Linked DNA regions of Homo sapiens: all the other regions are linked to region 3. A link is an interaction called in ENCODE POLR2A ChIA-PET data of the cell type or tissue named here. Cell type or tissue: K562. All regions are shown on one strand. Each heading gives the region's core, and the rest is flanking DNA. Links, peaks and the distances in the headings are about the cores only. Region 1 overlaps ENOSF1 (enolase superfamily member 1). Region 2 overlaps ENOSF1 (enolase superfamily member 1). Region 3 has its middle 20 kb from the start of YES1. Region 4 overlaps TYMS (thymidylate synthetase).

Region 1 (8,087 bases), core at 39-5,038, 130 kb after region 3:
ATGATCACCCAAAGTCTGTAGTTTACAATAGGGGTCACTCTTAGGTTTGGACACATGTATAATAATATGTACAATGTAGACTAAGTTAGTTTTTTAAAAAATAGAAAAAGATGTACAAAGAAAGAATTTTTAAATAGACAAAATTTTTAAAAATCCAGCCTTAAGAGTTTATGACACCACTCTTACTTCAGACACCCACAAGTCACCCACAGACTTTACTCAATGTCCTTCCAGTGCTAGAGGCTCCAGAGAATTGAAGTCCCTGAGCAGATAGAATCACAAGAGAAAACCCCCCGGGTTTAGTTGCCAAGAAGCTGCTTTCAAGGGCCTTTTTTTTCTTTTCCAAGTCAATTTCCTGCCACAGCCAAAATTTCTCTTGTTTTTTTTTTTTTTTTTTTTTTTTGAGGCAGAGTTTCGCTCTTGTCGCCCAGACTGGAGTGCGATGGCGTGATCTTGGCTGGCTCACTGCAACCTCTGCCTCCCAGGTTCAAGCGATTCTCATACCTCAGCCCCCACAAGTAGCTGGGATTACAGGCATGTGCCACCACACCCAGCTAATTTTTGTATTTTTAGTAGAGACAGGGTTTCACCATGTTGATCAGGTTGATCTCATACTCCTGACCTCAGGTGATCCGCCCGCCTCAGCCTCCCAAAGTGCTGGGATTACAGGCATGAGCCACCGTGCCTGGCCTCACAACCCAAATTTCTATTGAATGCGACAAATTCTAGTCTCCTGTTGAGCAAGAAAAATCCATACACTGTAGATGAATACATAAGTGCTGCTTGTGCACTCTGAGAGTCATAAAAATGAGATCATCCTTAGCTTTTGTTAAGTGCATTTGGTATTGTGACATGAACCAGAGGTATGCTTCAGTCAATGATTTATAGCAACAATCAAATCCTTGAGACGGTGGTTTGGTGTCGATAATAACGTACCTCACTGTGAGTCACTGACTTACTTCAGATTTTCTTTAATTCAAGAGCATCAACCTTCAAGAAGTGAGGAGGACTCTGTCTTCTCACAATTCTAGGGAATGAATGTCTGAACCAGAATGATTGTGTATCCCATTAACAAAAGCCCTAGAGAACCTGGAATGGCTGGTTCAGCCCTAAATGCTACATCTGACCTAAAGTGTGCAATCATCCGAGAGCTGTTTCACCCTTAGCCAGGCATGTGCTAAAAGCTTGGGGCATCACTTTCTTTCTTTTTCTTGAGATGGAGTTTCGCTCTTGTTGCCCAGGCTGGAGTGCAATGGCATGGTCTTGGCTCACTGCAACCTCCACCTCCTGGGTTCAAGTGATTCTCCTCCCTCCGCTTCCCAAGTAGCTGGGATTACAGGCACCTGCCACCATGCCCAGCTAATTTTTGTATTTTTAGTAGAGATGGGGTTTCACCATGTTGGCCAAGCTGGTCTCAAACTCTTGACCTCAGGCAATCCACCGGCCTTGGCCTCCCAAAGTGCTAGGATTACAGACGTGAGCCACCGCGCCCAGCCTGGGGCACCACTTTCAAACTGTCCTTCTCAAGATCTTATTGACAGTAAAACTGTACCCCTACAACTGTCCTATTAAATGACTAAAAACTTTTACTATTGAATCCACGGCAGCACCAAACAAATTAATCAAAACGTTTTGGAATACATTCCTTTCTTTGAAGCTAAGTTGATGGCTTGATTCAATTATTGTGTCCATTTACACAACGTAGGCTAAATGTTTCCTAGAATTGGCAAAGGATCAAAGGGTTACTTTACTTATTCATCATCTTAAATAACCCAAGAAAGCCTTTATATTATTATTATTATTATTATTATTATTTGAGACAGGGCCCAGCTCTGTCACCTAGGCTGGAGTGCAGTGGCACAATCTCAGCTCACTGCAACCTCTGCCTCCAAAGCTAAAGTGATCCTCCTACCTCAAGTGATCCTCCTACCTCAGCCTCCCGAGAGGCGGGGACCACAGGCGCACCACCGCAACCGGCTAATTTTTGTATTTTTTGTAGAGATGATGTCTTGCCACACTGCCCAGGCTGGTCTCAAATTCCTGAGCTCAAGTGATCCACCCACCTCAGCCTCCCAAAGTGCTGGCATTACAGGAGTGAGCGCCAGGTCCAAGAAATCCTTTCAAAGTAAAATACCACAGGACATGGTGGCTCACACCTGTAATCCCAACACTTCAGGAGGCCGAGGTGGGAGGATTGCTTGAGCCCAGAGTTCCAGAACCTCCCCACCCACTGCCCCATGCAACATAGCAAGACCTTGTCACTACAAAAAATTTAAAAATTAGCTGGTGTGGTGTTGCGTGTAGGTCCTAGCTACTCAGGAGGCTGAGACAAAAAGATTGCTTGAGGCTAGGCATTCAAGATTACAGTGAGGTGCTGGGTGCAGTGTCTCAGGCCTGTAATCCCAGCAATTTTGGTGGCCGAGGCAGGTGTATCACTTGAGCTCAGGAGCTCGAGACCAGCCTGGGAAGCATGGTGAAACCCTGTCTCTACCAAAAATACAAGAAATTAGCTGGGCATGGCAGCTCAAGCCTGTGGTCTCAGCTACTCAGGAGGCGGAGGTGGAAGGATCACTTGAGCCCAGGACGCAGAGATTGCAATGAGCCTAGATCCCGCCACTGCACTCCAGGCTGGGTGACAGAGTGAAACCCTGTCTCTAAAAAATAATAATTAAAGGTACCAAAAATAAATAATTGATGGTAATGCCGACCCAAATTAAATTTAACCTTCAAATTACTTATGAAAAATGTAGTATATCATAAGAAAGTCAATAGTAAGAAATTTCATGTTAAGACAGTGTTTTCATATATTTTAACATTTTACATATAAATAGTATGCTAATTGCAAATTCATTTTATTTAATGTTTAATAGTTTATGTTATGAATTCAAGGCATTTTCTATACTTGTCAATAATGAAAAGGCATTTCTCCTTTTAAAAATTCTATGAAGTCAGCCTTCTTATTCCTTAGGAACATGAACTAGTGTGGTTTGGTTTTGAATCTGATTGTTCAAACACTTTACAAAGTGAATAGGAAAATAATTTGGGAACATTTATATTTAAACTTGTCAATCTATGATTCTGTTTTTCATGTGACAGCCAATCACAATGTGTTCTCTACTCAGGAAGTTTAGCTCAGTATATGGATTAACACGTGTTCTACTTGTGTGATATTTCTTATGACAACCACAGAAAACATATGGGGCTGGGCACAGTGGCTTATGCCTGTAATCCCAGAACTTTGGGAGGCCAAGGCGGGTGGATCACTTGAGCGCAGTAATTTGACACCAGCCTGGGCAGCATGTCGAAACTGCGTCTCTACAAAAAATACCAAAATTAACCAGGTGTGGCGGCACATGCCTGTAATCCTAGCTTCTCGAGAAGCTGAGGTGGGAGGATTACCTGAGCCGGGGAGGTCAAGGTTGCGGTGAGCCGTGATAGTGCCACTGCACTCAAGCCTGGGTGACAGAGTGAGACCCTGCCTAAAAAAGAAAAGAAAAGAAAAGAAAACATATTTGATGCAATTTTAAAAAGAATATACCTTTGAGATAGAGTCTCACTCTTGTTGCCCAGGCTGGAGTGCAGTGGTGCAATCTCGGCTCACTGCAACCTCTGCCTCCTGGGTTCAAGCGATTCTCCTGCCTCAGCCTCCTGAGTAGCTGGGATTACAGGTGCGCACCACTGTGCCCTGCTAATTTTTGTATTTTCAGTAGAGACAGGGTTTTGCCATTTTGGCCAGACTGGTCTGGAGCTCCTCATCTCAAGTGGTCCTCCTGCCGTGGCCTCCCAAAGTGTTGAGATTACAGGCATGAGCCACCGCGCCTGGCCTAGATTTAATTTTTTCATAAAACTTTCACATTTGTTTGTTTGTGATGTTTTCAGGTGCTAATTTCTTGACCTAGTATAGAAGCATAAACAAGAGTTCAATCCTTTTTAAATAGTTGTCTGTGCTGTGAATGCCCTCGCCCACCATGTGCTCAACAAGGACCTCAAGGACATTGTTGGTGACTTCAGAGGCTTCTATAGGCAGCTCACAAGTGATGGGCAGCTCAGATGGGTAAGGGACCTATTTTGTAAAATGCTTACATAAGTAATATTACCAAGGTCTGAGATGTCCTTTGAGTGCAACGAATGTGAAAATAGAGATGGGTTTATTTATTTGTTTATTTATTTATTTTTTGAGATGGAGTCTCACTCTGTCACCCACGTTGGAGTGCAGTGATGCAATCTTGGCTCACTGCAACCTCCGCCTCCTGGGTTCAAACAGTTCTCCTGCTTCAGCCTCCTGAGTAGCTGGGACTACAGGCATGCACTAGCACACCTGGCTAATGTTTGTAATTTTAGTAGAGATGGGGTTTGACCACGTTGGCCAGGCTGGTCTCGAACTCCTGACCTCAAGTGATCCGCCTTCCTCAGCCTCCCAAAGTGCTGGGATTACAGGTGTGAGCCACCATGCCCATCCTAGAGATGTGTTTATAATTTTAAAGTAAAACATTTTATTCAGTTAAATTCAGGCTTGAGTCATTTAGATCATCAGTATTTTGAGGTAAACAACTCATTTCTGTAAGACTGATGATCTAAATGACTCAAGACTGAATTTAGCTGAATAAAATGTTCTACTAAGGAGATGAGGTCCTGAGATTTGGGTCCTAAGAGCTATCTCTTCTCTAAGGACCTCATCTCCTCCTCCCTGAATTGGAAAGTGCTCTAGAGGATAAAGTACTAAATGGGCAATCTCTTTATGGAGAAATAATGTGAGTAGTGTTAGAGATGTAAGAGAAGGTCAGGCCGGGCGCGGTGGCTCACTCCTGTAATCCCAGCACTTTGGGAGGCCAAGGCAGGCAGATCACGAGGTCAGGAGGTCGAGACCATCCTGGCTAACATGGTGAAACCCCGTCTCTACTAAAAATACAAAAAATTAGCCGGGCATGGTGGCGGGCGCCTATAGTCCCAGTTACTCAGGAGGCTGAGGCAGGAGAACGGCGTGAACCTGGGAGGCGGAGCTTGCAGTGAGCCGAGATCGCACCACTGCACTCCAGCCTGGGCAACAGAGTGAGACTCTGTCTCAAAACAAAAAAAAAAAAAAAAAAAAGAGAGAGATGTAAAAGAAGGTCATTAAAGAGAAAACATTAAGAGAAGAGCAAATTTAAAAAGATGGAAGACCATGGTACCTTTTATGTGTTTGGTATTTGAACTATAAATTCAAGGCATGAAAAAGTTAGGCTCTGGAGAAAGGATTCCAACACAATAAGGTGAATTCAATACCCTGACCTTTGCCTTTGTCCCGTGATACTGGATTTTGTCTTTTCCTAACCCGGCTTAGTCTCCCATCCATGCACTGAGAAGGGCACAAGAGAATGTACTTTCAATAGTGCCTGGGATTTCATCTTTTACTTTATACAGAGAATATTAAACTTACCTTGAAAGATGTCACCTTGAAGAAGTTCCCATTGGCTGAATCTGGGACAATTTGAACATCCAAATAAATATGATAGTAATGGCTTATAACCCATTGAATAAAATCCATGAGTCCATTCAGATAATGAACAATCAGCTGGGCACAGTAGCTCACGCCTATAATCCCAGCACCTTGGGGCTGAAGCAGGAGAATCACTTAAGGCCAGGAGTTCAAGACCAGCCTGGGCAGCATAGTTGAGACCCCCGTCTGTACTTTTTAAAAATAAAAATAATAAAATAAAAAATTTTTAAGGAGGTAATAAACAACAAGGTCAAGCCCATTACAGCTGATTAAAATCTAATAAATATAAAAGGAATGATAACATCAGAAAATCACCATAACTGTCATAGCTACAATTAATTGAGGCAAGAGTCATCAAGGGATGCCCAAATTTTGGGACAATAATAACCTCCTTACTTGGAAAATGAAATGGTAACTTCACAGTGGAGAAAGCAAATGGACACTAAGTTACCCAAGTGGTAAAAGTTAACAATCCTAATAATAAAACAAAATGACATAATCACTTATGTAGTATTGATGCCAAAAAATGTATTACCTGAATCTAGTCATGAAGGAACTCCAGATCAGCCCAGATTGAGGAATGCTGTACAAATCAAGTGGCCTGTACTCTTTTAAAATGCTAATAACATTTAAAAAAGAAGAAGAAAAATTATTCCAGGTAAAAAGAGACTAAAGAGGCATGGCGACTAAATGTAATACGTGATCCCAGATGGGATATGGATTAGGGTAAAATAAAATACATTATTGGAAAAAACTGGTGACATTTGATTATGGACTGGCCTTTAGACAGCAATATTCTATCAATGTTATATTCCCTGAGTGTGATTATTGTACTACGGTTATGTAAGAAAATATCCTTGTTTTCAGGAACTATACACTGATGTATTTAGGGTTAAGAGAGCATGATATTTGCAACTTTATTCAAATGGTTCAGAAAAAAGAAGTACATATGTGTGTGTGTTCATATGTATATACATACATATACTTAACATATATATAGAGAGAGAGAAAGAAGAGAGGAAAACACAGGTGTTTTTCCTGCTATTCTTAAAACTCTTCAATAGGTTAGCAACTGTTTTTTTTAAACTTAACCTTTAGGTGGGTTTCTATTGCTACCTTTTAATTCTTGAGATGTGTCCCTGGACGGAAGACCTAAATATCTTTCTCTCTCTCTCTTTTTTTTTTTTTTTGAGACAGAGTCTTGCTCTGTTGCCCAGGCTGGAGTGTAGTGGTGCGATCTTGGCTCACTGCAACCTCCGCCTTCTGGGTTCGAGAGATCCTCTTGCCTCAGCCTCCTGAGTAGGGACTACAGGCACAAACCACCACACCTGGCTCATTTCTCTGTTTTCAGTAGAGACGGGGTTTCACCATGTTGGCCAGGCTGGTCTTGGTCCCAAAGTCCTGGGTTTACAGGCATGAGCCATCACACCCAGCCCTCTTTTTCATTTCTAAAAAGTGCTTTTGTACTTTGCTTCCTAACCAGATTGGTCCAGAAAAGGGCGTGGTGCACCTGGCGACAGCGGCCGTCCTAAACGCGGTGTGGGACTTGTGGGCCAAGCAGGAGGGAAAGGTAACCCCTCTCACAAACGCTCAGGAGGCTCCTGGGAGCTGTACGACACTGACTTTCCCTACGCACAGAGGAAAGACAGACACACTGCAGCCCCCAAAAGGAAATACAGATAATTGCTTTGGTGTTTTTTTCTCCTCTGAGAGGTTTTGGCAGTAGGTAGGGAACTGCAGGAGGAGGAGAAAGAGGAGACAGGATGGCGGAAGGCGCAGGCAGCAGTAGAGGGGGGTGTGGGGACCTGGTGGCTGACAGCCAGCATTAGAGCTGCCAACGCGTTTACTGTCAGGAAAAAATGGGGACTTTACACATATGTCTTACAAATCCTTTCTTTTTTACTTCAAGCCTGTCTGGAAGTTACTTGTGGACATGGTGAGTAGCATTGTTAATGTTACAATTGTTTCTGTAAATGAAATGGATATCATTGATGACATGCCTTTTGATGATCAGTAAATATATTCAGGACTATCTGTTGATCACTATAGCGATGATAAAGCAAAAAGCCAATAAAATATGACATTCCTTTTCTGATATCTGACGTAACAGATGGCTGTGCTCATGCAGGCAGGGTGGCATGAGGGGAAGCAGTGAGGGGGTCCTGCCTCCCCCACTGTGCATGTGTAACACACGGTGCCAGTTCTCTGAGCCTCCATTGCCTGACTATGACAAGAGGATCATCCTAACTTCTCTAGGAACCTCACAAAATTAAAGATCAATGAGAAAAGCACCTCATAAACTCTGAAAAGCCAGATGTTATAATATTATGAAGATATTATCCAGGCCAGGCATGGTGGCTCAAGCCTGTAATCCCAATACTTTGGAAGGCTGGAGGATGGCTTGAGCCCAGGAGTTTCAGGCTGCAGTGAGCTATAATTGCACCACTGCACTCAGGTGACAGAGCAAGACCCTGTCTCAAAAAAAGAAAAAAGAAAAGATACTATCCAGTCACTTTGACACCAAGAATAAGATCAGGCCATTGTAGCCTCTACTGTACAATTCCAGCAGGGAAGGAGCTCAACACTGAATTCTAAAGCTATGCACTTGACT
Region 2 (8,087 bases), core at 3,014-8,013, 130 kb after region 3:
TAATCTAGACTTGACTTTGAATTTGTGAAATGTTAAGACAGCCTGGTTTGGCTGAGCGTGGTGGTTCAAGCCTATAATCCCAGCACTTTGGAAGGCCAAGGCAGGTGGATCGCTTGAGCCCAGGAGTTCGAGACCAGCCTGAGCAACATAGTGAGACCTCGTCTCAACAAAAAAATACAAAAATTAGCTGGGCGTAGTTGCATGCACCTGTGGTCCCAGCCACTCAGGAGGCTGAGGTGGGAGGATCTCTTGAGTCCAGGAGGTCGAGGCTGCAGTGAGCTGTAATTGTGTCACTGCACTCCAGCCTGGGTGAGAGAGAGAGACCCTGTCTCAAAAGACAGCCTGGTTTACTGTAGAATAATTCAAGAAATGGAATTTGCCTCTGGGCCTGAGTGATGTCTAACACAGGGTAAGGAGACATTATCTAACACCTGTATTGCAAGCTCATAAATACTTAAGCATTTTATCTTGGGGAGATAGGGTGTATGTTGTGTGCCAGCTCTCAAGTGCCTTCTTATTAGAATGAGCTGTTTTGCAGTTCACCATGGAGATGGCTTCACATGCCCTCGAGGCATGCTGGACCATCAGCACTTAGCAAAGTGAGCCTCCCTGATCAGAAGTAGGATATTTTCAAGAAAGAGCAATAAAGCTGTCCTCAAAATCTGCTAAAGACTCCTGCTTTTTTTTTTTAGACAGAGTCTCGCTTGTTGCCCAGCCTGGAGTGCAGTGGTGCAATCTCATCTCACTGCAACCTCTGCCTCCCATATGCAAATGATTCTCGTACCTCAGCCTCTGGAGTAGCTGTGATTACAGGTGTGCACCACCACACCTGGCTAATTTTTGTATTTTTGGTAGAGACGGGGTTTCACCATGTTGTCCAGGCTGGTCTCGAACTCCTGAGCTCAGGTGATCCACCTGCCTCGGCCTCCCAAAGTGCCGGATTACAGGCATGAGCCACTACTCCGGGCTTACCTCCTTCTTAATCTGAAATCTACTTCTGTTCCTTTCTTCTCTGTGAATTGCCCTTGTTATTTCTCCTTCAGCTGTCCTTACCCTCAGATACGTTTTCCGCTGTCGGCTGCCTCTTCTTCGTGTGCTCTCTCCCCTCGTGGCCTCCTGCCTTTCTGACAGCTCCTTCTTCCTCCACTGGCCCCTTCTTCCCTCTCTGAGGCTCAGGCCTCAGTGTCTTTCCGGTCTCCCTACACACTCCCATGAAGACCCTCTCCGCATTCTGACTTCGGTGCCACCCTTTATGCCGGAGACTCCCAGATCTCATTTCCGGATCTGCCTCCTTAACTTATAGGTCTGGATACTTCCTGTTTGGTTTTTCACCTTCATGCTAAACGCAGTTTGTCTAAATCGGAAGTCAACTTCCATTCTCTGCCGCCCCTCCCTCCTGACCCATGTTGGATCATTCCGCTAATCACAGGGACCCAAAAGCTTCGAGTCACTTTTGGCTCATCTCGTCCTGTTGACCCTCATCTGAGGCTTCAGTGCAAGGTTTCCTTTTTCCATTGCTTCCTCTTCTTGGAACCCAGAAACTGCCGATGGGTCTTTAATTCTTGGAGTCTCCTTCTCAGCCTCATCGCTCAACTCCTTCAGGAACCCAATGGCTCAGCCAACCCAGGTGGGCACCAACACTTGAATACACTCCAGTCTCTCCCTCTTCTGACCCCTTTACTTTCTGCACTGCTGCTGCTGCTACCTTGCCTGAGATATTCCTCCCTCCCAGACTCTTCACTCCCCTTGCCACTGCTGAGGAGCTCCCCTTCCTTGACCGGCCAGCTCACATTCTGTCTTCATCATAAAGCGCTCTCCCTCTTCAAGAAGCACATTCAGCTAACAGCGCTCTCTGCCAGTCGTTCATAGTTTGCATCCCTCCCAGGCCTTAGCATTTTCTGCCTTATATTATTAAGGTTTTTTTTTAACCATGTCTTTTTATTTATTTATTTTAGAGATGGGGTCTCGCTTTGTTGCCCAGGCTAGTCTCGAACTCCTGGGCTCAAACAATCCTCCTGTCTTGGCCTCCCAAAGTGTTGGGATTACAGGTATGAGCCAGCATGCCCGTTCTATAAGCAGGTCTTCTCAAATGTAACCTCCTCAAGGGCAGACGTATCTGTAACCCCCTAGCAAGCTGCACCAGCTCTGACACGTACTTGATGCTCAGCGATGCATCACACTGATTTCCTGCCACTGGACTGTGATACCAGACTCAGGGCTCCCAGCCATCACATACAGCTCCCTCAGCCACGACACCCCAATACAGGGATTTAAAATCTGCCTTCATAATTTACTTGTGGCCGGGCGTGGTGGCTCACACCTGTAATCCTAGCACTTTGGGAGGCCGAGGCAAGTGGATCACCTGAGGTCAGGAGTTCAAGACCAGCCTGGCCAACATGGCAAAATCCCATCTTTACTAAAAAAAAAAAAAAAAAGCTGGTCATAGTGGTGGGTGCCTGTAATCCCAGCTACTTGGGAGGCTGAGGCAGAAGAATCGCTTGAATCCAGGAGGCAGAGGTTGCAGTGAGCCAAGATCATGCCACTGCACTCCAGCCTGGAGAACAGAGTGAGAGTCAGTCTCAAAAATAATAATAATAATAATAATAAAACATTATTTACTTGTGGTGTGACCTTTTGTAAATTACTAAAGCTCCTTAAAACTTCATTTCCTCTTTAATAAGGATAAGAGCACCTACTTTATAATATTGTTATAAGATTAAATTAAACCATGTGGAGCTCTTAGAATATAGTGTGTCTGGCACAATAAATATTATAGAATAATAACAGTAATAAATTTTCATAGCCTTATGCACAATTCTTCTTTATGAATGCATTCACATCTTCTGCCTGGCTTTTTGGAGTCTCCATTATTCCATGACATAGAACAAAACAAAAAATTAGTGAATTAATCTCGAAGCTTTACTTCTTCATTTTCCCCCACTGGTGTCTGAACTTTTGCCAATGTATTTTCAGCCCTGCTATAAACTGCTATAAGTGAGATCACTCCAATTTTATGCAACAGTTTTCTGAACCTTTGGCTTGTTCAATTTGAAGCTGCTTGTGAATGTAACTTTGTTCAAAAAGCTGACAGAGATAGCTGCGAGTGAAAACTCCTTGGCTTAAAATTGAGCCCCTTCCGGGCATGATGGCTCATGCCTGTAATCCCAGCACTTTAAGAGGCCCAAGCGGGTGGATCACTAGAGCTCTGGAGTTTGAGACCAGCCTGGGTAACATGCAAGACTCCATCTCTATTTTTTTATTTAAAAAATAAATAAGTAAATAAAATTGAGCCTCATTTTTTAACCTAATTGAAAATGGGTGATAAAAATGTATACATTGCGACCAGGTGCGGTGGCTCACACTTGTAATCCCAGCACTTTGGGAGGCCAAGGCAGGTGGATCACCTGAGGTCAGGAGTTCAAGACCAGCCTGGCCAACATGGTGAAACTTCGTCTCTATTAAAAATACAAAAATCAGCCAAGTGTGGTGGCACGTGCCTGTAATCCCAGCTACCCGGGAGGCTGAGGCAGGAGAATCGCTTGAACTTGGGAGGCTGCAGTTGCAGTGAGCTGAGATCGCACCATTGCACTCCTGCCTAGGTGACAGAGCAAGACTCTGTCTCAAAAAAGAAAAAAAAAAAAAATATATATATATATACATACATTGCTCTTGTTGAAACATTTTGGATCTTTCAGGAGGACATTCCTTTTCTCCATTCAGAGCCCTTTGTTTTCTTTGGGGTATAGCAACAGTTCCTTCTATGGGAGCTCTTGTGGCACGGCCCCTGTGGCATTGTCTGTCCTCATGTGACATCATTCTCATGGTTCTTTTCGGGTTTCTCACACTGGCATTGTTTCGGCGGGGAACTCTTCTCCTGCAGCACACGGACCCTGACTACTCGGCTGCCTATGTCGTCATAGAAACTGATGCAGAAGATGGAATCAAGGGGTGTGGAATTACCTTCACTCTGGGAAAAGGCACTGAAGTTGGTGAGTTGAAGATTCTCTCGAGGTTCCAGAATGCTTAATTTTCAGATGAGATTCTAATTTAGATTCTTAGATTCATTAGAATCTTGATTTAGATTGAGTTCTGATCTTGTTTTTATCTGTATTTACACTGCTCAAAGTGAGTAAAAAGTTTCATGGTTTGTTACTTGTTTCACTGGGAGAAATTTAAAAGTGACAGAATTTGGCCTCTCTCCTTGCAATCATCTCTAGCCTGTTAGAAAATCCTTGGCTGTTAGTCTGTTTCTCTGTGTCAAATGACAGCTACAAGGATGCTTTTCACCTGCCTTTCACCCGGGGCCACTGTCGAGCTTTGACAACCTGTAGTGGGCGAGTAACCAAGGGCAATGAGAGGGAGGAGACATGAGTTCCCATAGCAAAAAAGGCTCATTGTGATGTGCACAGCACGTCTACTCGCTTTTCAATATATATATGTATATATTTTTGAGACAGAGTCTCACTCTGTCGCCCAGGCTGGAGTGCAGTGGCACAATCTCAGCTCACTGCAACCTCTGCCTCCTGGGTTCAAGCAATTCTCCTGCCTCAGCCTCCCGAGAAGCTAGGATTACAGGCTCCCACCACCATGCCCAGCCAATTTTTGTATTTTTAGTAGAGACAGGGTTTCACCATGTTGACCAGGCTGGTCTCGAACTCCTGACCTCAAATGATCCGCCTGTCTCAGCCTCGCAAAGTGCTGGGATTACAGGTGTGAGCCATCACACCCGGCCTTTTCAAAATATTTCACACCAAATCGGTTTCCAGTTCACTATTTTCATGGCGAAAAGGGCTTTGGCCCCGCCCAATCTCGGAGGTCTCCCTTGGGGAAGAGCAGATTCTTTAAGATGCATACTGAGCCATGTATACGTCATTCTTTTTTTATTTGCATTTTCTATTTTCTTAAACAGAAGACACAGAACATAACTTTTTTCAGAGCTGGATGTGATCTCAAATGGTGATCTTGAGCCGTCTCATTTTTTAGAGAGAAGAAAACTGAGGCACAGACAGCTACCCAGCAAGTCATGGCAGAACCACCTGACTGCCCAGAGCACTTTCTCTTCAGAACTTTTAAATGCAACTCTTTTTGAATACATAATACTTACACATGGTACAAAATTCAAGAAGTCCAAAACAGTGGCCTTCGCCAGATCAATTTCAGTGGATTATTAGAGCCTGAAGCCAAATTATGATAGATTGAAGGGTAAGGGTCTAGAAGGAGGGAAAAGAGTTTCTCTAACTTCGGTGGTAGTGTGATACCTCTCCCTTGGATATTTGCACCATCAGCGCTCTCAGTAGTTGTAGAAAAAAATCTTGGCCCATTGAGAGATTTTAAATTGTTAAGCATATAAAAGAAGTGTGTGAGTTTGTGAGTGTGTGTATGTGCGAATGGCAAGGGAACCTTCCTTGAACTTTCAATGGACACTGCCCAGGTGGCTGCTGTTACTGCTCTTCACAGGGCTGGCGGTCAGTTGTCCAGCAAGTCAGTCCTTCTGCAGACTTCTGAGTGCTGCCATGTATCAGGCACCAAAGTAATTTTAAAAAGAGAAAGATAGGCCAGGCGTGGTGATTCAGGCCTGTAATCCCAGCACTTTGGGAGGCTGAGGCGGGCAGATTGCTTGAGTCAAGCAGTTCAAGACCAGCCTGGTCAACATGGTGAAACCCTGTCTTTACTAAAAATACAAAAATTACCTGGCCGTGGTGATGCATGGCTGTAATCTCAGCTACTCAGGAGGCTGAAGCACGAGAATTGCTTGAACCTGGGAGTTGGAGTTTGCAGTGAGCCGAGATTGCGCCGCTGCACTCCAGCCTGGGTGAAAAAGCGAGACTCCATCCCAAAAAAAAAAAGAAAAAAGATACAGAAGACAGAATCCCACATACAAGGAGCACACGAACTTATTGGGGAAGTAGACATAAAAGAAATGATCATAGTGCAGTCTGAGAATTACTGTTTTTTAAAACTATGTACAAGTTTTACAGAGAGAGGATATATTAGGCTGTTCTTTTTTTTTTTTTTTTTCTTTTCTTTTTGGAAACAAGAGTCTTGCTCTGTTGCCCAGCCTGGAGTGCAGTGGCGCAATCTCGCTCACTACAACCTCCACCTCCCGGGTTCAAGCAATTCTTATGCCTCAGCCTCCCGAGTAGCTGGGATTACAGGCACACACCACCACGCCCGGCTAGTTTTTATATTTTTAGTAAAGATGAGGTTTCACCATGTTTGGTCAGGCCGGTCTCCTGACTTCAAATGATCTGCCCACCTTGGCCTCTCAAAGTGCTAAGATTATAGGCATGAACCACCACTCTGAGCCAGGCTATTTTTGCATTGCTATAAAGGAGTACGAGAGACTGGATAATTTATAAAGAAAAAGAGGTTTAATTGCCTCATGGTTCTGCAGGTTTTACAGAAAGCATGATGCCAGCTACTCAGCTTCTAGGGAGGCTTCAGGACACTTACAATCATGGTAGAAGGTGAAGGGGGAGCAGGCACGTCCTATGTCGAAAGGATCAAGAGAAAGGGAATGGGGAGGTGCTACACACTTTTAAGTCACCAGATCTCACGAGAACTCACTCACTATCTCAAAGACAGTACCAATGGGATAGTGCTAAACCATTCAGGAGAAATCCACCTCCAAGATCTAATAATCACCTCCCACCAGGCCCCACCTCCAACACTGCGGATTACACTTCAACATGAAATTTGTGCAGAATGTCTAAACCATCTCAGGGGGTAACTTCACTCTGTCCAAAAGGCTCAGGGAAGGCTTCAGAGCAGAAGTAATGCTTTGAGGTGAGTCTCGAAGAGCAAACAGGAATTTGCCAGGCAGAGAAAGACCATGCTGTGAGTCAGTCCCGCTTTTCTCCATTAAGTAAACAATTTACTGTTAAAGTTTTCCCCAGAGTAGTAACCACTTACTAAGACAGAGCTGTGAGCTGTTTCTGCTTCTTCTGCAACTCTAATTGTCCCTTGTTTGTAAGTTGAGTACTTTATGAAGCCGCTGCCTTTCTCCATACTGCAAACCCTACAGCACAGCCCCCAAAGGTTGCATAAAACTCAGCGAGCTTACAAGATAATGTTAGGCCATTGGACCCACTCTCTGTTAACAGCCCAGACTTTAAACTTTGCTGACTTGGGCACACGTGGAGGGGCCCTGGGCACTAAGATAGATAAGAAGCCCTTCTGGGATGGGTGCTGAGCTCAGTGTTTAGGGCCTTCACTTCCCCTCTCCTCCTCCATTCCCAGCCCCACACCGCTGTCTTGGTGGATGTCTCAGGCACGGATAAATCAACTTCCATCTCTCCATGACTTTAATTAATGACTCTTTTGTGCTAAGGGTTTTGGCTTCCTCCTTTTTCAGACCACAACATGACAGAACCCATTTTAACTTTAACCTTGCTACATATTTCAGGTGACTCACTGCAGTCTCACTAAATGTGTTACACAGCACTCACACTAAAGATGAAAAATTCCATTAGCTCATCCTGGTTCTTCTGCTTACTTACCTAATCATCTGTTTATGATTTAAAAAAATAGGGTTACTGTGAAGAGAGTGCTTGTGTGTGAGACAGAGAGGGAGGGTTGTTTTTCAAATGTATAGAATATACCAATGTAGTTTTTGGTTGGGTATTTTTTTAAATCATGACTTTATTAAATTTACTTAATTAATATTCATTTTTATCCTTTTTTTATGTTTTTAAAGTTTTTATTATTTATTAATTTATTTGAGATAAGGTCTTGCTCTGTCACCCAGGCTGGAGTGCAGTGGTGCAATCACGGCTCATACAGCCTTGACCTTCCAGACTCAAATGATTGTCCCACCTCACCTTCCCGAGTAGCTGGGCCCACAGGCACAAGCCACCATGCCTAGCTAATGTTTCTTTTTTTTGAGAGACAGAGTCTCGCTCTGTTGCCCAGGCTGGAGTGGAGTGGCACATTCTTGGCTCACTGCAGCCTCCACCTCCAAGGTTCAAACGATTCTCCTGCCTCAGTTTCCCAAGTAGCTGGGACTACAGATGTGTGCCACCATGCCCAGCTAATTTTTGTATTTTTAGGAGAGACAGGGTTTCACTATATGTTGGCCAGGCTGGTCT
Region 3 (8,087 bases), core at 1,776-6,775:
CAGCCTTTCCTCTTGCAGCTCATGTCATGCTATTCCCCTCCCATCTTCTACTTCTACAACAGGCATTCTCACTTGCTCTTTCTAAATGCAGGTGTTTGACGCCTTCCTCATACCATGTAGGTCAGAATCGCTAGCTGCATAGCCCAGGCATTAGCAGGTTTTCAAAGCTCCAAAAGTGAATTTTTTTTTTTTTTTGAGACAGAGTCTTGCTCTATCACCCAGGCTGGAGTGCAGTGCCACAATCTTGGCTCACTGCAACCTCTGCTTCAAGTGATTCTCCTGCCCCAGCCTCTCGAGTAGCTGGGATTACAGGTGTGTGCCATGATGCCTGGTTAATTTTTGTATTTTTAGCAGAGACAGGTTTCACCATATTGGCCAGGCTGATCTCAAACTCCTGAGCTCAAGCGATCTGCCCACCTCGGCCTCCCAAAGTGCTACAATTACAGGTGTAAGCCACTGTGCCCGACCTCAGATCAATGGTTCTTTTTTTTTTTTTTTTAAATACTTTAAGTTTTAGGGTACATGTGCACAATATGCAGGTTAGTTACATATGTATACATGTGACATGCTGGTGCACTGCACCCACTAACTCGTCCTCTAGCATTAGGTATATCTCCCAATGCTATCCCTCCCCCCTCCCCCCACCCCAGATCAATGGTTCTTAACCCTGACTGAGCAGCAAAATCACTTGTGGAGGCCGGGTATGGTGGCTCATGCCTGTAATCCCAGCACTTTGGGAGGCCAAGGCAGGCAGATCGCTTGAGCTCAGGAGTTCGGGGCCAGCCTGGGTAACATGACGCAACCCCATCTCTGCAAAACTTAGCCAGTGCGGTGGCGCGTGGCTGTAGTCTCAGCTACTCAGAAAGCTGAGGTGGAAGGATCACTTGAGCCGGGAAGCAGAGGTTGCAGTGAGCCAAGATTGCACCACTGGACTTCTGCCTGGGCAATAGAATCAGACCTTGACTCAGAAAAAAAAAAAAAAAGGAACCACTGATCTGAATAAGCCAGACACTGACAATAAATTCTGTATGAGTCCACTGAGGTACTGGAATAGTCAGATTCATAGAGACGGACTAAACGAACCTGCTCTTGGCCAAGAGAACCCCCGAGAAACCTTTTTTTCTTTTTTTCGTGGTGAAGTTTTGCTCTTGTTGCTCAGGCTGGAGTGCAATGGCGCGATCTCGGCTCACTGCAACCTCCACCTCCCAGGTTCAAGCAATTCTCCTGCCTCAGACTCCCGAGTAACTGGGATTACACGCATGTGCCACCACACCCGGCTAATTTTGTATTTTTAGTAGAGACGAGGTTTCACCTGTTGGCCAGGCTGGTCTCAAACTCCCAACCTCAGGTGATCCACCCACCTCAGCCTCCCAAAGTGCTGAGGTTACAGGCGGGAGCCACCGTGCCGGTGAGAAACCTAAAAAACTGAGTTCCCAGCCATGACAGAATGGGAGGGCAGGCACACCTCATTATATCCCTTCCCTTTTGCAGATTTGGCACAAAATCTGACCAGCATTCATGTTAAAATGGAGCTCATAATCCTGACACAATGGACTTTTTGTGGCAATAAGATACGACATTATAAACAGGACCTAAGGCCATGCATGCCAGGCAAGGATTAAGTCATGTACTCCCTAGAATTAAAGAATAAACTATGTTCCCACTGCCATCAGGGTTTTCTTTTTCTCTAGCAGCTAAACAAGCACTGGCCTTGAGATGAGCAATGTTGAAGCAGTTGCAGCTCAGCCACCATCAGACACTTAGACCGACTCCTCGTTCCACCAGCCATCACTACAGCTTTGACTGGACCAGAGACTGAGTTCTGTTACTTTCTCCTGATAAGAGGCCGCCAACTGTGGACTGGTTCTGGCCAGTTTACAGAAGCTGTGCACTTGAGAGGCTTCATGTCCCTGCTTCACCTTTTGATGTATAGGCCCTAATTGTAATACATTTAAATGTTAAGTCTCCGCTCCAAAGTGAACATGGGTCACATGTAACATGCACGTTTGCTACATGCTTCAGGACCCCTTTCATGAACATTCATAGCTCCTCCTGTAACCTGTTGAATATGTATGTTTGGCCAACCCCCTCAGCATAATTCCCGTCTCCCTTGAAAAACCTGCCTTTCAGCCTCTCCCAGAGGCTATACTTCCCAACCTGTCAGAACGGCCACCTTGCAGGCTGTAATCCTTTATTAAAAAAAAAAAAACAACCAAGTCTCCTTCTAAATTTTTTTTTCTTTCTTTCTTTCTTTTTTTTTTTTGAGATAGGATCTTGCTCTATGACCCAGGCTGGAGTGCAGTGCAATCATACTTTACTGCAGCCTTGAAATCTTGGGCTCAAGCAATCAATCCTCCCACCTCAGCCTCCGGAGTAGCTGGGACTACAGGCACACGCCACCCAGCTATTTTTATTTTATTTTTTGTAGAAATGGGGGTCTTTCTATTTTGCTTAGGCTGACCTCAAAATCCTGGGCTCAAGACATCCTCCCACCTCAGCCTCCCAAAGTGCTGGGATTAAAGGTGTGAGCCACCATGCCTAGCCCTCCTTTCTAAATTTACAAATCCTGTGCTTTTTCAGTTGATCCCAGGGACCTGCAGGTTTCTTTGCTATCACTATTTCCTCCGCCTGAAATGACCTCTTCGGCCTTCTTTCCTAGCTAATTCCTGCTCATCCCTTTGGCTCAGCTCAGGGCTGGGGCTGGACTAAGTGGACACTCCGCATTCTCTCTCTCTCGGGAATCTCATTTGTTCCACAGCTTCAGCTCTTATCTACATGTTATTGATTCCCAAATCTATCTCCAGCCCTGGCAGTGCTCCTGAGTTCTGCCTCCCATTGACACTTCCACTGGCTTTCCCTCAAACACCTCAAACCCAACATGCCCAGCACTCAAGTAATCATTTCCCCCTTTGCTATCCTGCTTTTTCTCCTGTGTTTTCTATTTCAAAGACTAGCATCATCACGTATTGTCTGTCTAGTACTTAGAACAGTGCCTAATAGCTACAGTTTTCTCTTTTCCAGAATGTCATATAAATATAGTCATACAAAATACAGCCTTCTGGCCAGGCGCAGTGGCTCATGCCTGTAATTCCAGCACTTTGGGAGGCTGAGGCGGGTGGATCACCTGAGATCAGGAGTTCAAGACCAGCCTGGCCAACGTGGTGAAACCCCGTCTCTACCAAAAAATACCAAAAATTACCTGGGTGTGGTAGCAGGTGCCTGTAATACCAGCTACTCGGGAGGCTGAGGCAAGAGAATCACTTGAACCTGGGAGGCAGAGGTTGCAGTGAGCCAAGATCACACCATTGCACTCCAGCCTGGGCAACAGAGCAAGGCTCCGTCTCAAAAAAAAAAAAAAAATGAAAAATTCCAGAAATAAACAATTAATAAGTTTCCCGCGCTGTTCTGATAACCAGGATGAAATCTCTCGCTGTCCTGTTTCCTCCTGCTTGGGGCTGGTTGTGAATCATCCCTTTGTCCAGTGTCTCCATGCCGTCTACACTACCTGCCCATCAATCACTTAGTAGCTGGCCCAGTTATCAGATCAACTGTCACGGTATTGAAGAGTGTGTGCTCATGTAAGTTTTTTTGTTGTTTTTTTGGGGGGGGTCCAGATTTATAATTTAATGGCTGTGCAGCTTCCAGTCCCTCATTTCTGCTGCTCACGGGCCCACTGCTCTGGGGTCAGGGTTTTCTGTTCAAAGGCATGGATGTGTGGGAGCTCTTCTGCTAGGCACGCATTCACCAGCTGGTGTCTCTGAAGCAGCAGCTGACACCACCAGGACTCGGAAGCTACAGGTTGAAGGTCGTGTCCTCCACCTCCACATGCTCCGCCTCCAGGTCCCGCTGCAGCTTCTCCTGGAGGTAATTGGCGCTGAGTTCCCTGGCGGTAGTCCAGCTGGGGCGGCAGCCCAGCGGGGACAGAACCCCAGCTCGGACCCCTGCCACGCTGCTTTGCGCCCTTACAGGAGCCACTTCCCTCACGTAAGCTTTCTTTGACTTAATGATGGCATCAAAGCACAAGGGTAGGGATGCTGGCATATTGTTAAAATTGTTCGATTTATCACTAGTTATTGTTGTTGATCTCTTCTGTGCCTCATTTATAAATTAACTTTTATCATAGGGATATGTGTGTGTCTATATCTACAAAAAACCGCAGTATCTATAGAGTTTGGTACTGTAGCGATTTCAGGCATCCACTGGGGATCTCAGAATGTATTCTTCACAGACAAGGAGGGACTACTGTATTATTATATGGAGGTTAACCACACTATTAGCAATAGAATTATAATAAAAACTTTCAAAAACATGGCGAAGCTGGTAATAATGTGCCTAACATCCTACAGCACCTCCCTATTGTCGACAGAAAGAGTCAAACTTTCTAAAATATGTGAAGAGTTTTATTCTGAGCCAAATATGAGTGACCATGGCCCATGAGACAGCCCTCAGGAGGTCCTGAGAACATGTGCCCAAGGTGGTCGGGGTGCAGCTTGGTTTTATACATTTTAGAGGGGCATGAGACATCAATCAAATACATTTAATAAATACATGGGATTGGTCCAGAAAGGTGGGACAGCTCAAAGCTGGGGCTTCCAGGCTATAGGTGAATTTAAACATTTTCTGGTTGACAATGAGTTTACCTTGTCTGAAGACCTGGGATTGGGCTGGGCGCAGTGGCTTATGCCTGTAATCCCAGCACTTTGAGAGGCTGAGGCAGGCAGATCACGAGGTCAGGAGTTCGAGACCAGCCTGACCAACACAGTGAAACCCCATCTCTACTAAAAATACAAAAATTAGCTGGGCATGGTGGCGGGCACCTGTAATCCCACCTACTTGGGAGGCTGAGGCAGGAGAATCGCTTGAACCTGAGAGATGGGGGTTGCAGTGAGCCGAGATCATGCTACTGCACTCCAGCCTGGGCAACAGAGCGAGACTGTGTCTCAAACAAACAAACAAACAAACATCCAAAGTGGCCGTCACTAAATGCTAATAAACACTAGAGGGCACAATTGAGTTGTGGAAAATTTCAGCCAATATTGCAAATGAAACAAGGTATGGACTCTAGCAAAAATTAATACACCAGAAAAATGGGTAGTGAAAATCATAAGCTTTGAAAACAATTGCTTTCTTTGTAAATCTGTTGATTAACCTTAGCCCTTTGAGATAATTGAATTAAAGTAGACTTAACACTTTAAATTTAATACCAAGCCAATACTGTATTCCAAAAATAAAGCATAGATACATTGACAAATAGGACTACTTACATCAAAAAACTAGTGGGGGTGTTCTCAGTGTTAAGAGTCAGTTTCTGTCTGAATTTTTCTTTCTTTAGATATTCCTGTCTTCTGGCAATGACGGTTTGGCCATGGAATTCACACTCATTCTAAGCTGGCCACTTGAGAAAGCTTGAAATTTCTAAGGTTTTGTTATTGTAAGAGGTGACCAGATGTTCCAAACATCAAGCTATACAGGAAGCTCTCCACCCACTCCAAATGTCATGCTGAGTTCTCAACAGACTTCCGTTTCCCGTTTCCTTTTTCCCCTCTCTCTGATTTTTTTCTTCAAAGTCTATTCAAAAGCTGCTGCCAAAACCATCTTCCTCTATTGTTGTTCTGATGACATCATTCCCTTCCCCAGCTCCCCTTGTCTTTGGTCTCATGACCACAGTTTGCCTTCATTTCCTTGGGCTGCCACTGTGCCTGCCTCTACCTCCTTTCCCCCTGATTTCCCGCTGCTTCTCACCAACTGTGACGCAGGATTATCACTGCTGATGTCCCAGTGCTGAGGTATCTATTATCTTCTAACAAAGAAGAGTATTCCCATTCCACTACCCAGACTTTCCCAGGTCTCTTCTAAACTCATTTTATTTATGTATTCATTGCTCACGAGTATACTAAGCACCTTCTGCATGTGTTCTAGGTACTAGAGGAGAGAGAGAGAGAGAGAAGAAGAAAAGACATAATCTTTTTTTTCTCTCTTTATGCCAGCTGCTCTGGCCAGCTTAAAAAAAGACAATCTTTAAGATCAAAATTGCCAGGAAGCCATTTAAGTTGGGGCTTTTGGAAACCAACTAGAACTTACTCTCCCTTAGAACCTGAAGGAATGAGTAGCAGGAGAAAATTATACAATGATACAAAATAACTATACCATTCGGGATAGTAGATTTGGGATAATTCTAATCATTTCATCACCTTGAGACAGGGTCTTGCTCTGTCACCCAGGCTGGAGTGCAGTGGTAGAATCACAGCTCACTGCAGCTTCAACCTCTCGGGCTCACGCGAGCCTCTCACCTCAGCCTCCCAAGCAGCTGGGACTACAGTCATGTACCACCACACCCTGCTAATTCTTTTTCTTGCCCAAGCTGGTCTCAAACTCTTGAGCTCAAGCAGTCCGCCTGCCTCGGCCTCCCAAAGTGCTGCAAGTACAGGCTTGAGCCACCTCGTTTGGCCTCTAGCTCAGTAATTAATCTGACACTTGGTGACTGGCATACTGGTTTGCATTTCTCATTCCTCAGTTTCCTCGCCTGTAAAATGGGGGTAGTGACATCTACCTATTCATCTTTTAAGATTGTTATACGGATCAAATGTGATAATAAAATAATTTGAAAAATATAAAGTATTATTTGGCATAACGTAATATTATATTTGTGCCACTGAAATCTAAATATGTCATGATGCAAACATACTGTATATTTTATTGATTGAGTCAACCATCATGTCTTGTTTAGTTGTTCATAGAAACTATTTTAGAATGAAAGGTTAAAAAGGCAACATAATTAAGAAACACAAAGGAAAAGAAGACATTTGACTTCTGCTATTATAACTTCTCCAAAGTTTCATTTCAAATCAAATAAACATTTTTGCATAAATAAAACTTAGTTGTTCTTAAACTTTGTATATTAAAAATATACAGATTTTCGGCCAGGCGTGGTGGCTGATGTCTGTAATCCCAGCACTTTGGGAGGCTGAGGCGGGTGGATCACCTGGGATCAGGAGTTCGAGATCAGCCTGATCAACATGGAGAAACCCCATCTCTACTAAAAACACCAAATTAGTCAGGCGTGGTGGTGCATGCCTGTAATACCAGCTACTCGGGAGTCTGAGACAGGAGAATCGCTTGAAGCCGGGAGGTGGAGGTTGCGGTGAGCCTAGATCACGCCATTGCATTCCAGCCTGGGCAACAGAGCCAGACTTCGTCTCAAAAAAAAAAAAAATATATATATATATATAATATATATATACACACACACACAGATTTTCTTATAGGGCTACAGAATTTAGATACATAACTTATGTTTTTCTCAGAGACAACAATACTAAATATTCTTTTTTTTTTTTTTTTTTTTTTTTTGAGACGGAGTCTCGCTCTGTCGCCCAGGCCGGACTGCGGACTGCAGTGGCGCAATCTCGGCTCACTGCAAGCTCCGCCTCCCGGGTTCACGCCATTCTCCTGCCTCAGCCTCCCCAGTAGCTGGGACTACAGGCGCCCGCCATCGCGCCCGGCTAATTTTTTGTATTTTTAGTAGAGACGGGGTTTCACCGTGTTAGCCAGGATGGTCTCGATCTCCTGACCTCATGATCCACCCGCCTCGGCCTCCCAAAGTGCTGGGACTACAGGCGTGAGCCACCGCGCCCGGCCCTAAATATTCTTAAAATTTTTATCACATGCTTACTACATACCAGGCACTATACTAGGAATTGAAGACAGGAATGTAAATGAGGCTGGGCGTGGTGGCTCATGCCTGTAATCCCAACACTTTGGGAGGCCAAGGCCTGAAGATCACTTGAGCCCAGGAGTCTAAGACCAGCCTGGGCAACATGGAGAAACCACTCCTCTACAAAAAAAAAAAAAAAAAAAAAAATATATATATATATATATACACACACACACATATATATCCATATATATATGTATATATATACATATATATATATATATATATACGTATATATATATATATAAAAATTAGCCAGGCATGGTGGCACGCGCCTGTAGTTCCAGCTGTTCAGGAGGCTGAGGTGAGAAGATTGCTTGAGCCTGGGAGGTCGAGGCTGCAGTGAGTCGAGATCACACCACTGCACTCCAGC
Region 4 (8,087 bases), core at 1,021-6,020, 160 kb after region 3:
TTTTCATCATCTTAGAAACTGGGTCATTTTATCAGAGTCTAGAGTCAGATATAGAAAAAGTTTGTGGCTATTTCTCCAATTTATATGACTAAGGTCGGGTATCTTTTTCAAAGTGTCTAATTGAAATTGAAAAGGCAGCAATTTAAAGTTGCTATTGCAAGGGCAGAAAATGGTCTTAAGAAAGCCAGCTTTCAAATTGAATAAACATGACTGCGTTCACTTTTTGAGCTTATAAATGAAGCCCGAGTGCCTGCCAAAACCTGCTGCAGTCAGCCCACGAGCAGAGCAGCGTGAGGAGCTGATTCTCAGTTTTCCCGGCAAAAGGAGCAATACTGCTCTGCCGTGGTTCCGTGTTGTCATCTGTGCCACCTGCTCATCACTGTCACCGTATTTCATCCTGATGCTTCATCTCCCACTTATCAGTCGCTGTGACAGTCATTCCCTCATAAATGGCGAGCCAGTGTGATTTTGACCTGACTCACACTGTTGCATTAGCAGATTTGTAAAGAAGTGAGCACAAGGTCCCTGCCCACGCTATAAAAGCTCGCCTCATGCCCAGCGAGAACAAAGAAGAAATACAGTCTGGGCTTCCTGACGGCCACTGATGAATAATTATTGGCATAGAGTGGCTGCGTTGCCAGGTTTAGAGATCCTGAAGGCCAAGGCTGACTCTTCTGTTGGTGTTATTTTCAATTCTATTTCCAGTGCCACAATAGAGTGATATTTAAGCAACTCCTACAGGCGAAGGCCCTGCAGTTCCTCCAGATTGACAGTTGCAGACTGGGCAGTGTCAATGAGAACCTCTCAGTATTGCTGATGGCCAAAAAGTTTGAAAGTAAGCGTGCTGCAGCGGCTGCAGACCAGACCTTCATTTCCCCACTAATCAGACACCTCCCTTGATGGTTTGCAATTCACATGCATGGGAGTCTGTAGTTTGCCATTTCGATTTTTTTCTAACTCTCATTTAGCTTTAATCCGGGAATTTTTGATGATTTTCATCTTGGAATTTCCTTCCTAAATATTAATAAATGATTTAATCACCTGTGGGCAATAAGAAAAACCAGAAAGTTCCCTTTCACCCCTTCCTCTCCCTGCCCTACTCTTGGTATTAAATAGAAACGATTTCCTTTTAGTTCCTGTTTGCCCCCATGCTGGTGGAGTTGGCCTCTGTGAACTGGTGCAGCACCTGATTATATTTGACTACATATCAGTTTCTGCAAGCCTTGAAAATAGGTCAGTAATGTGGCATTAATACTTTCTGTTTCAGTAGGGTCCCTCAATCCAGGCCAGAGCTTGTAAATTCTGCCTTCATGACCAGAACACACTAAGACCTTGTCCGCTGGCATGTCCTATAACTCTCAGGCGGAGTTGGTTTTGCTTTCACAGAGACCCACCAATGAACGGTCATTTTGCCTCCTAAGATAGGGTCTGGTAGCTGACTCACTTTATTTTTTAAGTACATTGAAGGTAAGGCTTGCAGCCACACTACTCCCTTAACCAGCTCCTGTTTTCATCACGTGTATTCTGTACTTCTGTCCCATCTCCTCTTCCCAGTACTGGAGTCTTCCATGGTCTAGACACACATTTATTTCATCTTATTTCTCAGAACGCCCCAGGTGGGCTTTTAAATTAGGACAATCTCCTTCCAGTCATCTGCACACGTAGGGTTTTGCTTATTCCACTTTTCTTGTCTCCTGGAATTAAATGTCTCACAGAAAGATCACTGCAAGTATATAGCAAAGGCACAAAAGCATTCACTGGGAAAGGGAAACACCAAATTCAGGACTGTGAGTGATAAATGGGACCCTTGAGGGTACATAGGAGGCTTCAGTAATAATGGTAACCGTTTTTCTCTTCAGGGGGGTAGTGAGTAGACAGGTGCTGTCTTTTAATATAGCCGAACTATTTTATACTGTATTAGTCTATTCTTGCACTGCTATAAAGAAATACCTGAGACTGGGTAATTTATAAAGAAAAGAGGTTTAATTGGCTTACAGTTCTGCAGGCTGCACGGGAAGCATAGCGGCTTCTGCTCAGCTTCTGGAAACTTACAATCATGATGGAAGGTGAAGGGGGAACAAGCACTTCTTATGGCCAAGAGCAGGAGGAAGAGAGAGTGAGGGGGGAAGGTGCTACACACTTTTAAACAACAGATCTTGTGATAACTATCTCGAACAGCACCAAGGAACGGGTGCCAAACCATTCATGAAGGACCACTTCCCATGATCCAATCACCTCCCAGCAGGCCCTGCTGCCAACACTGGGGATTACAGTTCAACATGAGATTTGGGCAGGGACACAAATCCAAAACAAATCCAAACCATATCAGCCTGCCTGTCACAGCTGTTCAATAACAGGCGATGGAAGTCAGGCAGCAGAGCTCGGTCACTTGCCCCAAGCCTCAGAACTACAAAGTGGCTGACGCAGAACCTGAACACAGATTGACCTGATTCTAAATCCTCTGCTCTTCATCTAAATCATTTGTATAGCTGAAAGGAACCTCATTTGGTGATTTTATTTTTTGGGTGGGGAGTATGGAATGTATTTTATTGTTCTGCATCTGGGTTTGCTTCCTTAGATGTCTTGGTTCTTGGATGGAGGTGGGTGTGTCCCACCTCCCTCAGTTGTGGTCCCATGGACCTGTTCGGATTGTTTTCCAGGTACAAAGTGTACCGAGAAAGCCTCACAGTGCTAATGCTTCCTAGATGCCCAGCTGAGGCAGTGACAAAATGGCCCTCCCAACCCTACCTGCCAAAAAAACCCCAAGCCCCTGGCAGCTGCTGCAGCCATGTGAAAAAATACAAACGCTTCTTGAAAAATAGATCACAAAATGTGGTGATTTTAATCTATTCATCTGACTTTTGACCAGAGGAACCCAAATAATTCTGGATATTTACAGAGTCTGAATTGATCCCTTTTAAAGGGCACCACAAAACCTCTAGAGGGACTTCGTGTGTTCATGTCATCAAAGTCCCCACCTCACATTGCTATATTTTAGAAGAAAAGGACCTGAGGCACAGAGGTTTAGGGACTTGCCTAGAAACGCATGGTAACACAGCTAAGCCTTGGCCAACACTGTCAATTGAGTGGTACTCGCTCCTTCTGCTTTAAGTTAGCACCACGTGAATAATCTGACTTCAGGCATCATTGCCCCGATCTGATTCCCTCCTCCTAGGGTGTGTGAGTATGTTGACCACCTGCATGAGCATTTCAAGTATCCCGTGATGATCCAGCGGGCTTCCTACATGCCTCCCAAGGTAAGCTGTGGCCTGAGGGCCCCTGTAGAAGAGATGCTGCCAGCCACTGCCACGCCTGTCTCGTGAACTAGACTGTGGAGCACCAAGCTTTGACTCCTGTTTGTTTGCAATATCCACTAACAAACGGTTCTTCAGTTTGTCTGTATCAAAATCCTCAGGCCTGAGGGCCAGGGCTTGGAGGTTCAATTGCCTCTGACAAGGCTTCTGTAATACTAGCCTTTCCTCACTAGTGGAGATCTTAACATTTGCACTCCTTGTGCAAAAAAACCTGGCACCATCTAGCAAGTTAGTGACCTAAAAAGTTTGGACTACAATTGTGTGGCTGGGGCCATTTATTCTGATCATGTTCAAGAGATCATGGCTCATTTTCACCAACAGAGGTCAAACTATTATCAAAGAGTTTGATGAGTTAACTAACTCTGGCAAGTAGCCAGTAAAATATGTTCCTCTGCCCTATTATTTCCAACAGTCTCCAAACTTATTTTAAAAATATTAATTCAGGGCTGGGCATGGTGGCTTACGCCTGTAATCCCAACACTTTGGGAGGCTGAGGCAGGTGGATCATTTGAGGTCAGGTGTTTGAGACCAGCCTGGCCAACATGGTGAAACCCTGTCTCTACAAAAAATACAAAAAATTAGCCGGGCATGGTGGCAGGTGCCTGTGATCCCAGCTACATGGGAGGCTGAGGCAGGAGAATCACTTGAACCTGGGAGGTGGAGGTTGCAGTGAGCCAAGATTGCGCCACTGCACTGCAGCCTGGGCAACGGACAGTGACTCCATGTCAAAAAAAAAAAAATTAATTAATTGCCTCTGGCTTAGACGTAAAAGCATTTCTTGGAGCAGCATAAATGCATAAAATCTGTTTTTGTTCCAGGTGGTTGTTAACAGGACTCATTTTTTTGGTCTTTGATAGGATCCCGGCTACTCAACAGAAATGAAGGAGGAATCTGTAAAGAAACACCAGTATCCAGATGGTGAAGTTTGGAAGAAACTCCTTCCTGCTCAAGAAAATTAAGTGCTCAGCCCCAACAACTTTTTTCTTTCTGAAGTGAAAGGGCTTAAAATTTCTTGGAAATAGTTTTACAAAAATGGATTTAAAAAATCCTACCGATCAAGATGAGTTCAGCTAGAAGTCATACCACCCTCAGGAATCAGCTAAGTAATTATTACTTGATTCTTTTAGCAAATCAATGCACGTTATCCTACTTAATCCTTAAATAAGTTTAGATTTAACTAACCCAAAGTCCAGGAGGATGTTCTTACAAAAATAGCTATATCAAGGGCTGGCACCTAGACATTAAACTGTAATTTGAAAATAAGCAACATGTTGCATAACTTGTTGGAATAATTCCTTGTTCTGTTTAACACTTGTCATAAATTAGCAGAATAAAAATAGTCGTGCAACACCGGGGGTATCTGGTATGCAACGAAGGGAAAAATATTTCACTGATTAACCCCGAAGTGGTTTTGCATCTTTTCCTTGCTTAATCTAAGCATATTATTAGAGAAGTCACACCATGCTGAAGCTAATGAGGGCAAAATGGTAGTCCATAGATTATTTTAAAATAACCCTTTAAGGTTATAAAAGTTTAAAAAAAAAAAAAAAAAACTCTATCCTAAATGGTCATTATATTTTGAGGATAAGATGCAGTTAAAATGAGAAAAATAGGGCAAAATATATTCACTATTATTTCTAAAATATACTCTTTTAAGTAGCATCCAAACCAGAATACAGCACATGTTTACTTAAGGAGAGTTCTTTAATCTATTTTAGGAAGGAACTGAGCAGATAAGTGGCAGTACAGAATGAACAAAGCGTGGACGAATGCAGAACACTTCTTTATTATAGCAACATATAAAACAACTATAACTTTAAAGTTCATAACCACACTCTACATCATGATCGATGGTGTTACTCAGCTCCCTCAGATTTGAGGGAATAGCTTGTGAAATTCTTAAAATATTCTAAAAATATTCCAAAAATAGCTTGTGAAATTCACCAACCTTCTTTATAAGTACGTGGGATTGAAATGCACATACATGTTTTTGCTAAGAGCACATACATTTCATTCTCCTCACTTTGTTCATAACCTCAGCATTGTCAGATACCCTCAGTGAGTTAACTCAAAGCCTTTTATTATGGAAAGAACTGGCACAGTTACATTTGCCAGTGGCAACATCCTTAAAAATTAATAACTGATAGGTCACGGACAGATTTTTGACCTAGTTCCTTTTTCTTTTAGAGCAAAAAGAACTTTTACCTCGGCATCCAGCCCAACCCCTAAAGACTGACAATATCCTTCGAGCTCCTTTGAAAGCACCCTAAACAGCCATTTCCATTTTAATAGTTGGATGCGGATTGTACCCTTCAATCTGAAAGTCTTCAGCTTTGAAGTCATCAATTTTCTCAACTTTTCGAAGAATCCTGAGCTTTGGGAAAGGTCTGGGTTCTCGCTGAAGCTAAAAACAAAATAAGGCCATTATTTTGCCATAATTGTACGACCTGTTGTAATTGCTCCTCATGTCCGTGAAACAAGTACACAGGATGTGATCAACAAAGTTCTATTTTACAGGAGTATGATCCTGTCGATACCTTGCCGTAGGTTATGTAACATGATTGGAGCGCAACCAGCTGTTCTCTTGCACAGATCGAGAGTGAGGGGTATTTTGTGACATTACACAGCATCAGGAGCCTGGTGCCTCATCAGGTGTAAGTTCTTATAACCACTCTTGGCAAATTTATTAAAGACAGGAACACAGTCAATCTGTAACTCATAGTAGCTCTACGTTTACTTGAATTCCACAATCCCTAACCCATCTGTCCCTGGCAGAAAGAAGGAAAGATGACATGCATGGACAGTGAACAGAAAGGGATGAAAGCCAGGATTCCTGGGATGAACAGACAGTGGCAATTAGGATGTGAAGACAGGTCACAACCTATTACTATGTCTAAAAACGACCAGAGCAGAGAGCCAGAGAGAATAAGCCTGAAGTCACCTCCACTCAAAAGCAGCCAAACTCCCTCAAAGGAGTAACTTTTAAAACCTGGATCTAACCTGGAAGGGGCTAAAAAGTGTCTGGTTCTGAGTTTTTTTCCTTAAGGCTCATGAAGCAGATGAACTTACATTTTTATTGCCATTTCATATCAATTGTTGGCTGCTATAACTTAGGGATTTCAACAGACTTTTGAAGTTTGGACCTAAATATTGTACTTAATGTAAAATTAACAAAAAATATTTATGGCCAGGGTGGTGGCTTATGCCTGTAATTCCAGAATTTTCGGAGGCTGAGGCAGGTGGATCACTTGAAGTCAGGAGTTTGAGACTAGCCTGGCCAACATGATGAAACCCCATCTCTACTAATAATACAAAAATTAGCTGGGTGTGGTGGCATGTGCCTGTAATCCCAGCTACCTGGGAGGCTGAGGCAGAAGAATTGCTTGAACCCGGGAGGTGGAGGTTGCAGTGAGCTGAGATCGCACCACGGCACACTCCAGCCTGGCCGACAGAGAAAGACTCCATCTCAAAAAAAAAAGAAAAGGAAAAACATTTGCACTTCAATTCTCCTTCAAGTTAAAATGAGTTAAAATGCCCCCTTTTGGACAATCCCCTGGCTTGAATGTGGCTCTTCCCTCTCTGGTACTGGTGCTTAGTACCTCACAGCACCTGACATGTTAAGTGCCCATGGTTGCTGAGGCAGATGCCTGCCTTGTCCTGCCCACCTGCCCACCACTTCTCCCTAAACTGAAGCCCCACATTTGGAGCAGTCATCTTTATCTTGGACACAGCATTGAGCAGATGCCTGTTCCACAGTCAACCTTTTATCAAGAGAAGGTACCAAACCCAAAAGTATAACATCTAATTCTTACCTGAATTTTCAGTGGCTCGATGTGATTCAGGTAAATATGTGCATCTCCCAAAGTGTGTATAAAGTCACCTGGCTATAAACCCGGGGGAGAAAGCAGAACAGTATGTTAGTTTCAATTCTTTAAAACATCATTTAAAAACATTAGAATATGCAGACACCGCAAGGCTTTTTTTAAAAAAATAATTTAGTGTAGCTTTTCCATTTTTTTGTAGCAACAGCATCTTGTTATGTTGCCCAGGCTGGTATTGAACTCCAGACCTCAAGCAATTGCTCCTGTCTCAGTCTCCCAAAGTGCTGGGATTACAGGCATGAGCCACCATACCCAACCTCAGCATAGCTTTTGAGAAAATCCATAGAAGCTGTATCACAAACAACCTGTATAGATCTGTTAGTGCGTATACCACAGGGCCAGAAAACCTTCCAGAAGAGGAAGGTTTCAAAGTAAAAGCTGGTTCATTTCTTACTTACACATATCAAATTTAAAAGCTAATCAGAGACTAAACTCTGCAATTTGTTTTCCCATATTAAAGAACTGAAGAGCTCAGTGTGGTAGGCTGGCAAGTCACCCTTCCCGAGACAGCCCACCTTCAGGCCCGTGATGTGCGCAATCATGTACGTGAGCAGGGCGTAGCTGGCGATGTTGAAAGGCACACCGAGGCCCATGTCTCCCGATCTCTGGTACAGCTGGCAGGACAGCTCACTGTTCACCACATAGAACTGGCAGAGGGCATGGCATGGAGGCAGCGCCATCAGAGGAAGATCTGAGGAACCAGCAGAGGAAGATAAGGAGGGATGGTGGTTTGAAAGACCACAGCTAAAGGCAAAGTAAAACAGGAGAGAAACAGAAGCCAACTCATATGGTGGAGACCAGGAGAGAGAGCCACTGGGCTGCAGTGATGTCCATAACAGCCTCTGCAGCGATGGCACGGAGCTGAGGGAGACTATCCATCGGTGCAAGGTTT

Evidence for each region. ChIA-PET counts read pairs that join two places held together with the same protein. Peaks named below come from ENCODE experiments on the same cell type or tissue, not always from the same donor. Only the 100,000 strongest peaks of a DNase experiment are listed, where the experiment ranks them.
Region 1: POLR2A ChIA-PET joins it to region 3 with 5 read pairs; 6 of 35 experiments call an interaction of 5 or more read pairs at or near these places.
Region 2: POLR2A ChIA-PET joins it to region 3 with 5 read pairs; 16 of 35 experiments call an interaction of 5 or more read pairs at or near these places.
Region 4: POLR2A ChIA-PET joins it to region 3 with 5 read pairs; 5 of 35 experiments call an interaction of 5 or more read pairs at or near these places.

The regions. Positions count from the first base shown.
Region 1 is chr18:693,207-701,293 of GRCh38, reverse strand. It overlaps ENOSF1 (enolase superfamily member 1), which reads left to right. Exons shown (of 16, transcript NM_017512.7): 3 at 3,939-4,054; 4 at 6,960-7,046; 5 at 7,386-7,412. Among named protein-coding and RNA genes, the nearest start is that of ENOSF1, 15 kb to the left of the region's middle. RefSeq lists a silencer at 3,550-3,682. In K562, for the core only: a CTCF peak has its summit at 3,356; no DNase peak of the experiment used is centred there.
Region 2 is chr18:702,372-710,458 of GRCh38, reverse strand. ENOSF1 (enolase superfamily member 1) reads left to right here. Exons shown (of 16, transcript NM_017512.7): 2 at 3,881-3,989. Among named protein-coding and RNA genes, the nearest start is that of ENOSF1, 6.2 kb to the left of the region's middle. In K562, for the core only: no CTCF peak of the experiment used is centred there; no DNase peak of the experiment used is centred there.
Region 3 is chr18:828,035-836,121 of GRCh38, reverse strand. It overlaps the pseudogene BOLA2P1. Among named protein-coding and RNA genes, the nearest start is that of YES1, 20 kb to the right of the region's middle. RefSeq lists an enhancer at 5,232-5,798. In K562, for the core only: CTCF peaks have their summits at 3,755 and 5,007 (motif pointing right); DNase peaks (open chromatin) are centred at 3,801, 5,031 and 5,511; H3K4me3 peaks cover 1,688 bases.
Region 4 is chr18:670,491-678,577 of GRCh38, reverse strand. TYMS (thymidylate synthetase) reads right to left here. Exons shown (of 7, transcript NM_001071.4): 5 at 7,711-7,886; 6 at 7,127-7,198; 7 at 5,000-5,718. The coding sequence ends at 5,581. It overlaps ENOSF1 (enolase superfamily member 1), which reads left to right. Exons shown (of 16, transcript NM_017512.7): 13 at 706-835; 14 at 1,134-1,233; 15 at 3,176-3,257; 16 at 4,172-8,087. The coding sequence ends at 4,273. Among named protein-coding and RNA genes, the nearest start is that of TYMSOS, 16 kb to the right of the region's middle. In K562, for the core only: no CTCF peak of the experiment used is centred there; no DNase peak of the experiment used is centred there.